2 separate regions of the Homo sapiens genome follow, and region 2 is linked to region 1. Evidence: read pairs that join two places in POLR2A ChIA-PET (ENCODE). Cell type or tissue: GM12878. All regions are shown on one strand.

Evidence for each region. Peaks named below come from ENCODE experiments on the same cell type or tissue, not always from the same donor. Only the 100,000 strongest peaks of a DNase experiment are listed, where the experiment ranks them.
Region 2: POLR2A ChIA-PET joins it to region 1 with 5 read pairs; 2 of 35 experiments call an interaction of 5 or more read pairs at or near these places.

The regions. Positions count from the first base shown.
Region 1 is chr6:24,926,723-24,931,722 of GRCh38, reverse strand. The region is part of intron 1 of RIPOR2 (RHO family interacting cell polarization regulator 2); the gene reads left to right. Among named protein-coding and RNA genes, the nearest start is that of RIPOR2, 6.7 kb to the left of the region's middle. RefSeq lists an enhancer at 2,148-2,267. In GM12878, no CTCF peak of the experiment used is centred here; a DNase peak (open chromatin) is centred at 2,286; H3K4me3 peaks cover 2,368 bases; H3K27ac peaks cover 3,254 bases.
Region 2 is chr6:24,510,600-24,515,599 of GRCh38, reverse strand. ALDH5A1 (aldehyde dehydrogenase 5 family member A1) reads right to left here. Exons shown (of 10, transcript NM_001080.3): 5 at 290-433. Among named protein-coding and RNA genes, the nearest start is that of ALDH5A1, 18 kb to the right of the region's middle. RefSeq lists a silencer at 1,769-1,858. In GM12878, a CTCF peak has its summit at 1,778; no DNase peak of the experiment used is centred here.

The sequences.
Region 1 (5,000 bases):
AAAGTATTTCTCAGGTTCTTGTATTTCCTGGACACTTACATGCCTTTTAAGATTATGCTTGAAGATCACAAGAAACTACAAAGCATTTGTCAGATTTTCAAATGTCCCCCAGAGCTGGTAGAGTGCAACTGAGCATGAGAATACTTCTGTCCTGGATAACTGTGTCTGAGAAAGTTGTTTCAACCTCCACAAAGGAGGGGAACTCTCCCAGATGGAGATGAACTGGCAAAAGGAAGTCCATTCAACCATTAGCTGCCTGTTGCTCTTAAGGAGACTAACAGCTGGTTGGAAAAAAATTGGCAGTCACTTTTGAACCAAGCCTCTCTCCTTTCTCCAAGCCAAGTAAGTTAGCACTTTTTCCTTTTCAAAGGGAACTTCAGGTCAGAGGGAGCAAGAAGACTACAAAACACTTAACACACACACACACACAAAAAGAATTGTAATTAGGATAAATACCTATTTTTTTTGTCTTTCCATGTAGGCTGTTTACAAAACCAAGGTAGTATTTTTCTTTTAATAGGTAAATAATTATGCAATCTGGTATAATCTGGAATATTTTGATATTGTTTCCTGAATTGTATTTGCTCCTTCCAAAATTAATAGAAAGAAGAAAGGGGAAAAAAGCAATTAAATTCATATTATGTACAAAACTAGTAAATGTTGAAAGTTCAGACTGGTTAAGTCATACCCTCCATGGAAAAAGTAAGAGAAATCAAATGTAAAAGTATATGAGCCTTGGCTAGAGAGGATTGGAGATTTTTGTGTGATTATGCCACATTTTATAACATAAATAAATACAAGCATTGCTATTTAACTATGCTGAATCTTTCTCAAGAAATATCTGGGTTTCTCAAGTGGACCCAATAACGGGATTGGAAAAGGGGCAGAAAGAGGCTGCCCTAGTTTCCTGGGTTGAAAAGAATTGGTCACTCTTTGCTTTCACAATTTGCCAAGATTGCTTGGATCAATTTCCACCCCCGAATTCCTGGATAAATGCTTTAGTTGGAAGTCACTTTCCCTACTTTATTTGTCCCAGGGTCTGGAGCAGACAAAGACCTCCCCACAGTAATTCATGCTTGTGTGACCTCTGCCTTGGATTACTGCAAAACATTCTCTTCCCATAGATGTCTAGGAAGCTTTCTTTGGCTGGTGCCAAAGAGATGGTGTCATTGCAGGGGCATAAACTAAAATAGCACATTGCACTAAAGCTATGCAGGCTGTCTTAGCCACCAGTCCACCCCCCTGATTTATGGCCCCCAGTGACCTCAGGGTAACCTGTTTAGATCAGGCCAATGCCAAAAGGGGCCCAAAACTACAAGTAAAACATTTTAGATGTTTATTTTAATATCTCTATGAGCAGCAAGCCAAGTCTTAACTTTTTAGGAATGATGTGTGTAAGATATACTAGAGTATGTCTTCTATAGGGCTTGAGTTGAAAACTAAAAGTACATGCATACTCATTGTAGGTATGATAATTTAAACAAAGAAAAAGAAATGTGTAGTTTTTGTGACCAAAATATTAAAATAAATCTGGAGGGTTGCACTCCCACCTCTCTTTTTGATAGAAGCCACTTCACTTACACAAGCCAACATATTTATTAAAAAGATGTGATTTATCTGGCTAACTATGCCTCCTGTATTTTTTCAAGAGACAGGCTCTCGCTCTATCACCCAGGCTGAAGTGCAGTGGTGTGATTGCAGCTCACTGCAGCCTCAACTTCCTGGGCTCAAGGGATCCTCCTGCCTCAGCCTCCAAGTAGCTGGGACTACAGGTGTGCACCACCATATCCAGCTAATTTTTTAATTTTTTTTGTAAAGCCAGCCTCTCACTATGTTGCCCAGGTTGGTCTCAAACTCCTTGCCTTAAGTGATCCTCCCACCTAGGCCTCTCCAAGTGCTGGGATTACAAGCGTAAGCCACCATGCTCAGCCTGCCTTCTATATTTTATTGTGCTAAGCAAATGTCAGTTTATTCAACTTCTCATTTATTTTCGGATGGCAAAATTTTGTCTACTAATTATCTGCCAAAAGCTGTGATGTTTAACTAAAATGTTTAAAATTCAGTTGATTTTGGAAGATATTTTAAAAGAGAAAAGGTATTAGTTGAGACAAATTAAAGTGACTCTTTCAAGTACCAGAAGGACAGAGAAAAGTTGGAGAGCAAGAAAAAGAACTAGTAAATGGTCCTAGAAAGTGAAAATGGAAAGAAGAAAATGAAACTAGAAATGCAAGTGCTAATGAGACAGTAAACTCTCTTGTACTTCCTCATCATTCAGTATGGTCCAGGCTGTGCCAGGTGCTAGTTTCTGGGACCCTGAAATGAGGATGTGCTTGGCTGACTATGAGGGTGATGATTCCATAACATCTGCACACCCTAGGCTGAAGAGGGACGTGTCAAGAGCCTGAACTGTTGGATTCTTGTTGACAGACAAATCAGATCATGTAAGCTAAAAACCATCTTTACTTTGTGCTGTGTAGCCAGAGCATATCTTATCATTTAGAATATTCCTTCCAAAAAAAAAAAAAGAACAATTTAGTTTATCCTTTTCAGATATTTTTAAGAGAAAGATTTTGACCTATGCTGTGATAGCAATCAAAAGCCAGATATAATTGGCAGTGTTTCTCCAGAAAGCAAATTAATAATAATTTATGTCATCATTCTTTCACATGTTGGCTTTCTCTATCTTCAATTTTTTCATGTCTCGGTTTGCTTAAAAAATGCTTCACGCAGAAGATACTTAAAGACACAGTGATGGATACAAAGTAAAACTCTTGAAACTTAAAATATAAATGTGAGAAACATGGGAACTTTTTGGGGTGGGTAAAGTGTCTCTTTTCCAAACTGAGGAAGAGAGAACACACTCGGATCTAGCTTTGTAAAGATTTTCATTAATAGAGAACCTCTAAACAGAGAAGAGATCCTGGGGTTATTTCGTCTGTGGCTATATTACAAGTTTAGTCCTAGACAGCAATTATTTCTAAATAAAATAAAGAGAAGAAAGACGTTGCTGCCTTCCGGAAAGTGATGAGGTTATGGTGCTACTTTTCTCCACAGATTTTTCTTTCTTTGCCTTTGAATTATTGGGAGTTAAAGGTTTAAATATTTATACTATACCACTCACACAGCAACAGCGTAAGAGCAGCTGGTCCCTTCTCCCTCTTGACTTCATTCTAAACTGTTCATTCAGTGTAAGAAGTAACAAAAAGATAACTTGCCTTTCAGATCACAAGATGAGTCAGCTGGCTGAGCCTTTGAGTATAATTTTTTTATTCTCTATAAATTGAACTTCAGAAATCTCTGAGAGAGAATAAATATGAAAACATTTTCTATGGTGGGAATTTTCTTTCTATTTATAACAGCAAAATACACTAGTAGAATGGTATTTAAAAAAATATACCAAAGACTCAAATAAGCAGATATGATTTGTAGAAGGCACTCTTAACTCTCTTAACTGCCTTCAGATAAATTACGTGACTAAAATATTAGGAAAAACAAACTCTTCTCCTTCAACTTGTGGTTCATATGCTGAGGGATACCAAGAATGTTTTTGAGGTAGGGCATGACTCACACCCCTATTAATCTCCACAAGCATCTCTAAAAACTGAAAAATCAATTAAAATTTTTAATCTTAATAGAAAGCGTAATAGAAAGCTTTTTAAAGAAAACATTGCAGTTTTGAGTGGTCTGCATTCTACAATCTGAGTAAAAAATCACGTGTTGCTCTGCAAACAGCTTCTAGAGAAGGCCCAGACCCCTTTTCTAACCATATTGCTGTATTGGGTACTTTGCATACAGAAATTCTGAAGCCATTGTTGTTTTTAAATCTTTGATTTTTAGCTTCCAGACTTCCAAACTGAGGGGAAGTAACATATATGCTGTGGAATGAGCAAAATATTTGAACTCATAAAACCTAGTTCAACTTACTAGTTGTTTGGCTTTAGGCAAATTACCTAACCCCTGAGAAGATTCAATTCCCTTTTTCCAGTGAAAATGATGATAATAAAGGTGATGGTAGTAGTGGTTGTAGTGGTGGTAATGGTGATGATGATTATGATGATACTGATGATGATGGTGGTGGTGGCGGTAGTGGTTGGACTGGTGGTAGTGATGATAGTGGTGGTAGCGATTATAGAGATAATAATAATTGTGGTGGTGGTAAGGTGATGATGATAATAATCATGATGATGATAGTGGTGGTAGTGGTATTGGTTATGATGGTGATGGTAGTGATGGTTGTAGTGGTGGTTATGGTGATGATGATTATGATGATAATGTTGATGATGGTGGTGGTGATAATGGTGGTGATAGTTATAGTTGTGGTGGTGGTGGTGATGGTAGTGGTGGTGAGGTGATGATGATGATATTCACGATGATGGTGATGGTGGTGGTGGTGGTGATGGTGGTAGTGATTGTAGTTGTGGTGGTGGTGGTGGTGGTGGTGGTGGTGATTGTAGCTGTGGTGGTGGTGGTGGTGGTGATTGTAGTTGTGGTGGTGCTGGTGGTAGTGGTGGTGGTGGTGCTTGTAGTTGTGGTGGTGGTCATGGTGGTGGTGATTGTAGTTGTGGTGGTGGTGGTGGTGGTGGTGGTAGTGAGATGATGATTATAATAATCATGGTGGTGGTGGTGATGGTGGTGGTGATTGTAGTTGTGGTGGTGGTGGTGGTGGTGGTGGTAGTGAGATGATGATTATAATAATCATGGTGGTGGTGGTGATGGTGGTGGTGATTGTAGTTGTGGTGGTGGTGGTGGTGGTGGTGGTAGTGAGATGATGATTATAATAATCATGGTGGTGGTGGTGATGATGATGGTGGTGGTGATGATGGTAATGGTGAAGATGATGCTGATGATGCTGCTGCTGATGATGATGTTGGTGGTGATGATGATGATGATGATGATGATTAACCACTCAAAAAACTGCTGCGTTTAAAGGGAGATAATGTATGATATACTTGAAAACCATAAGGGTTTACTACATAAATATCAGTTATTATGTAACGGCG
Region 2 (5,000 bases), 420 kb after region 1:
CGGGTGTGCACCACCATGCCTGGTTAATTGTTGTATTTTCTGTGAGGGGGTTTCATCATGTTGGCCAGGCTGGTCTCGAACTCCTGGCCTCAAGTGATCTGCCCACCTCAGCATCCCAAAGTGCTGGAATTACAGGCATGAGCCGCCGTGCTTGGCCTGCGACAGAGCTTTTAACACTCTGCTGGAAATCTTTCCAAAATTGGTGATCAGGATGAAATAGTATTTTTATAACCTATCAAGATAAAATATTAGAAAGACATTTGTTTTCTTTGAAACTTGAGTCACATACCTTTCCTGTAGTTGTTGAACCAGTAAAGGAAATTTTGGACACCAGAGGATCAGTACAAATTGCCTCCCCTACTTCCTTGGCATTCTTTCGAGAACAGGGAATAACATTGTATACACCTGAAGGAATCCCAGCCTGGCTTGCAAGCTATAAAGAGAAACAGCAAACATGTGCCAACAATTTACCAAACTGAAAAAAAAAAAAAAAAAAAGAAAAGAGAAATAAATAGATACTTAACCCAAAAAGTAATGGAAGAAAAATTAAGCTGACACTGGGGACAGACTAAGAATATATTTGAAGTTTAAATATAATTCTTATTAGTGCTAAAGTCACGTTAATATTAATGGGTTGTTAAAGATCATTACAATAAAATTTCTACCGGACATGGTGGCTCATGCCTGTAATCTCAGCGCTTTGGGAGGCAGAGTTGAGAGGATCACTTGAGCCCAGGAGGTGGAGGTTGCAGTGAGCCAAGGTTGCGCCACTGCACTCCAGCCTGGGGAACAGAACAAGACCCTGTCTCAAAAAAACAAACAAACAAACAAAATTCTTAGAGTATAAGTTTCTTTCTTTCTTTTTTTTTTTTAAGACAGTCTTGCTCTGTCACCCAGGCTGGAGTGCATTGGCATAATCTCCACTCATTGCAACCTCTGTCTCCCAGATTCAAGTGATTCTCCTGCCTAAGCCTTCCGAGTAGCTGGGATTACAGGTGCGTGCCTGGCTAATTTTTGTAGTTTTAGTAGAGACGGTTTTCACCATGTTAGCCAGGCTGGTCTCGAACTCCTGGCCTCAAGTGATCCGCCCACCTCAGCCTCCCAAAGTGTTTGGATTACAGTTGTGAGCCACCGGGCCTGGCCAGAGCATGCATTTCAATGCCACGGTCTGTTCAAACTAATAAAGAAGCAAATAAAAAAACCTGAATTTCTGCCCTGAGAAAAATCAAAGGAGATGCCAAGAAAAAAGTTACTTGATTCACCTGTAGAATCAAGGGTGGGAAAGTGAAAAGGGGCATTTAATGAGCACCTACTAGGTGCAGGGCAGCAGTGCAAAGCCTTTCCATAGGTGATTTCCCAGGGGGATGATGAAGAAAGGGAGGCATAGCAGAGAAGAATGCAGCCAAGGCCACAGCTAGTAACAGAACCCGCATGCAAACCCACAGCTACCTGATCTGGACACTCATGCTCTTTCCATAGAGATTCCCTTTGGATAAGACATATCCTGAATTATTTTAATTTCTGGATTCCATTAACAATTAGCTTATTACATAAATCTGACTGGAGATTCTGGGAAGATGAGTTTGTGAGTCTCCCTCAATATCCTCATGAAAACAGCAATTAGACAGCAAACCCCAAATCTCAGAGACATTCACAAGACAATTACAACAAACATTTACAACAAGGTATCTCCACAAACCACAAATTACAAGTGGGTAAGAATATACCACCTGTGTTGACAAGACCTGACCGTCATATCAGCACCTGTGTGAGAGGAAGCAGGGGGCAGCAACGGGCCGTGTGGTATACCCAATAACAGAGAACCCCAAATAGTCCACAGCTGTTCCTCTGAGAACAGCAGCTGTAAGTGGGAGGGCCTTGCCCTATCAATAGTAGGTGAGTACATGGGATGCTGCAATGTCAATAGTAGGTGAGTACATGGGATGCTGCAATAAGGAATGAAGGGCATGGAGAGTCCAGCCCCTGGGAGCCGTGTGATGAAAGATGAGGAGGCCCTGATAAAAACAGGGGAAGGGGATGGAGCCAGCCAGGAAGCAAGCTACCTTATCTTTGAACACGATACACAAGGAAGCAAAAGGTACACTGTGAAGGAAAAGAAGCTATATTCCTAACTGGGCCTTCTTCCAAAAGTTCAGAAAACTAACTTCACATAAAAATAAAATTCTGACAAGAACACTGAGGTCAAATCCCATAAAAAGTTGTTAAAAGAAAAGAGGCTGGGTGTGGTGGCTCATGCTTGTAACCCCAGCACTTTGGGAGGCTGATGTGGGAGGACTGCTTGAGCCCAGAAGTTCTATACCAGGCTACGCAACATAGTGAGACCCTATCTCTACGAAAAAATAAAAAACAAAATTAGCTGGGTATGGTGGTGCACACCTGTAGTCCCAGCTACTTGGGAGGCTGAGGCAGGAGAAACGCTTGAGCCTGGGAGGTCGAGGCTGCAGTGAGCCGTGATAGCAACACAGTACTCCAGCCTCTGTCTCAAGAAAAAAAAGAAAAAAATAGAAAAAATAATAAGAAGTAGAATAATATCCCTATAGACAACAAAAGCATACCAGAAAGACATGCCCACAAAACAGACCCAAACTGGGCCAGGTGCGGTGGCTCACACCTGTAATCCCAGCATTTTAGGAGGCCAAGGTGGGTGGATCACTTGAGGTGAGGAGTTCCAGACCAGCCTGGCCAACATGGCAAAACCCCGTCTCTACTAAAAATGCAAAAAATAGACGGGCATGATGGTGTGTGCCTGCAATTCCAGCTACTTGGAGGGCTGAGGAAGGAGAATCGCTTGAACCAGGGAGGCGGAGATTGCAGTGAGCCAAGACTGTGTCATTTCACTCCAGCCTGGGCAACAAGAGTGAAACTCTGTCTCAAAAACAAAACAAAACAAAACAAAACAAACAACATTAAAAACCAGACCCAAACTGTAACTTACAATTTCAAAACAAGGTAAAAGATGACAAGAAAATCACATCAAGACACAAAAGAACAACCAACATGAACTGAGGCTAGAAAACTTTGGAAATGAGGTGAAGGAATATAGGAAAGAATCAGAAGAAAGAAGTAAATCATTTCAGAAATGAAAACCAAATTAGAAGGAACACAAGCATGAACAAACACAACACATAACCTCAAGAAAAATCGAAGGTGAAAAGAAAGATAATTTTAGAGATCATGGTGGATGGGAAGCAGGACTAGATTGCAGCTCCCACTCGGATGGACAAAACAGCATGTGGAGGCTTGCATTGTGAACTTTTGCTCCAGAACGACTGCAGGAATAAATCAGGAAAACTGGGAGAGCATACAGATCCTGTGAAGGAAGCAGATTGCTCCTGCAGGACCTGGGAGACACCCCAAATACTGTGCTGGTATCTACGGCTGAGAGACCCACAGATGGTTCACATCACAGGACTCTGTGCGGACAACCCTCAGTAGCAGCCTGGAGCCTGGTAGACTTGCTGGGTGGCTAGATCCAGAAGACAGATAACAATCACTACAGCTCGGCTCTCAGGAAGCCACATCCCTAGGAAAAGGGGGAGCTACTACATCAAGGGAACATCCCGTGGGACAAAAGAATCTGAACAACAGCCTTCAGCCCTAGACCTTCCCTCTGACAGAGCCTACCCCAATAAGAAGAAACCAGAAAGCCAACTCTGATAATATGAAAAAACAAGATTCTTTAACACCCCCCAAAAATCACATGAGCTCACCAACAATGGATCCAAATCAAGAAGAAATCCCTGATTTACCTGAAAAAGAATTCAGATAGTTATTTATTAAGCTAATCAGGGAGGCAACAAAGAAAGGCGAAGCCCAATTTAAGGAAGTCACAAAAAAAAAAAAAAAGATACAAGAAATAAGGGGAGAAGTTTTCAATGAAATAGATAGCATAAATAAAAAACAATCAAAACTCCAGGAAACAATGGGTGCACTTATAGAAATGCAAAATGTTCTGGAAAGCCTCAGCAATAGAATTGAACAAGCAGAAGAAAGAACGTCAAAGCTCAAAGACAAGGTTTTCAAATTAACCCAATCAACAAAGACAAAGAAAAAAGCATAAGAAAATATGAACAAAGCTTCCAAGAAGTCTGGGATTATGTTAAACAACCAAACCTAAGAATAATACGTGTTCCTGAGGAAGAAGAGAATTCTAAAAGTTTGGAAAACATATTTGGGGGAATAATCGAGGAAAACTTCTCCAGCCTTGCTAGAGACCTAGACATCCAAATACAAGAAGCACAAAGAACACCTGGGAAATTCATCACAAAAAGATCATCCCCTAGGCACGCTGTCATCAGGTTACCTGAAGTTCAGACGAAGGAAAGAGTCTTAAGGGCTGTGAGGCAAAAGCACCAGGTAACCTATAAAGGAAAACCTATCAGATTAGCAGATTTCTCAGCAGAAACCCTACAAACTAGAAGGGACTGGGGCCCTATCTTCAGCCTCCTCAAACAAAGCAATTATCAGCCAAGAATTTTGTATCCAGAGAAACTAAGCTGCATTTATGAAGAAAAGATACAGTCTTTTTCAGACAAACACATGCTGAGAGAATTCGCCACTACCAAACCAACACTACAAGAACTGATAAAAGGAGCTCCAAATCTTGAAACAAATCCTGGAAACACATCAAAACAGAACCTCTTTAAAGCATAAATCTCACAGGACCTATAAAACAAAAATACAATTAAAAAACAAAACAAAACAAAACCCAAAAGTATTCAGGCAACAAATAGCATGATGACTGGAATAGTACCTCACATCTCAATACAAACATTGAATGTAAATGCCTTAAATACTCCACTTAAAAGATACAGAATTGCAGAATGGATGAGAGTTCACCAACCAACTTTCTGTTGCCTTTAAGAGACCCACCTAATACATAAGGACTCACAGAAACTTAAGGTAAAGGGGTGGAAAAAGGCATTCCAATCAAATGGACACCAAAAGTGAGCAGGAGTAGCTATTCTTATATTAGACAA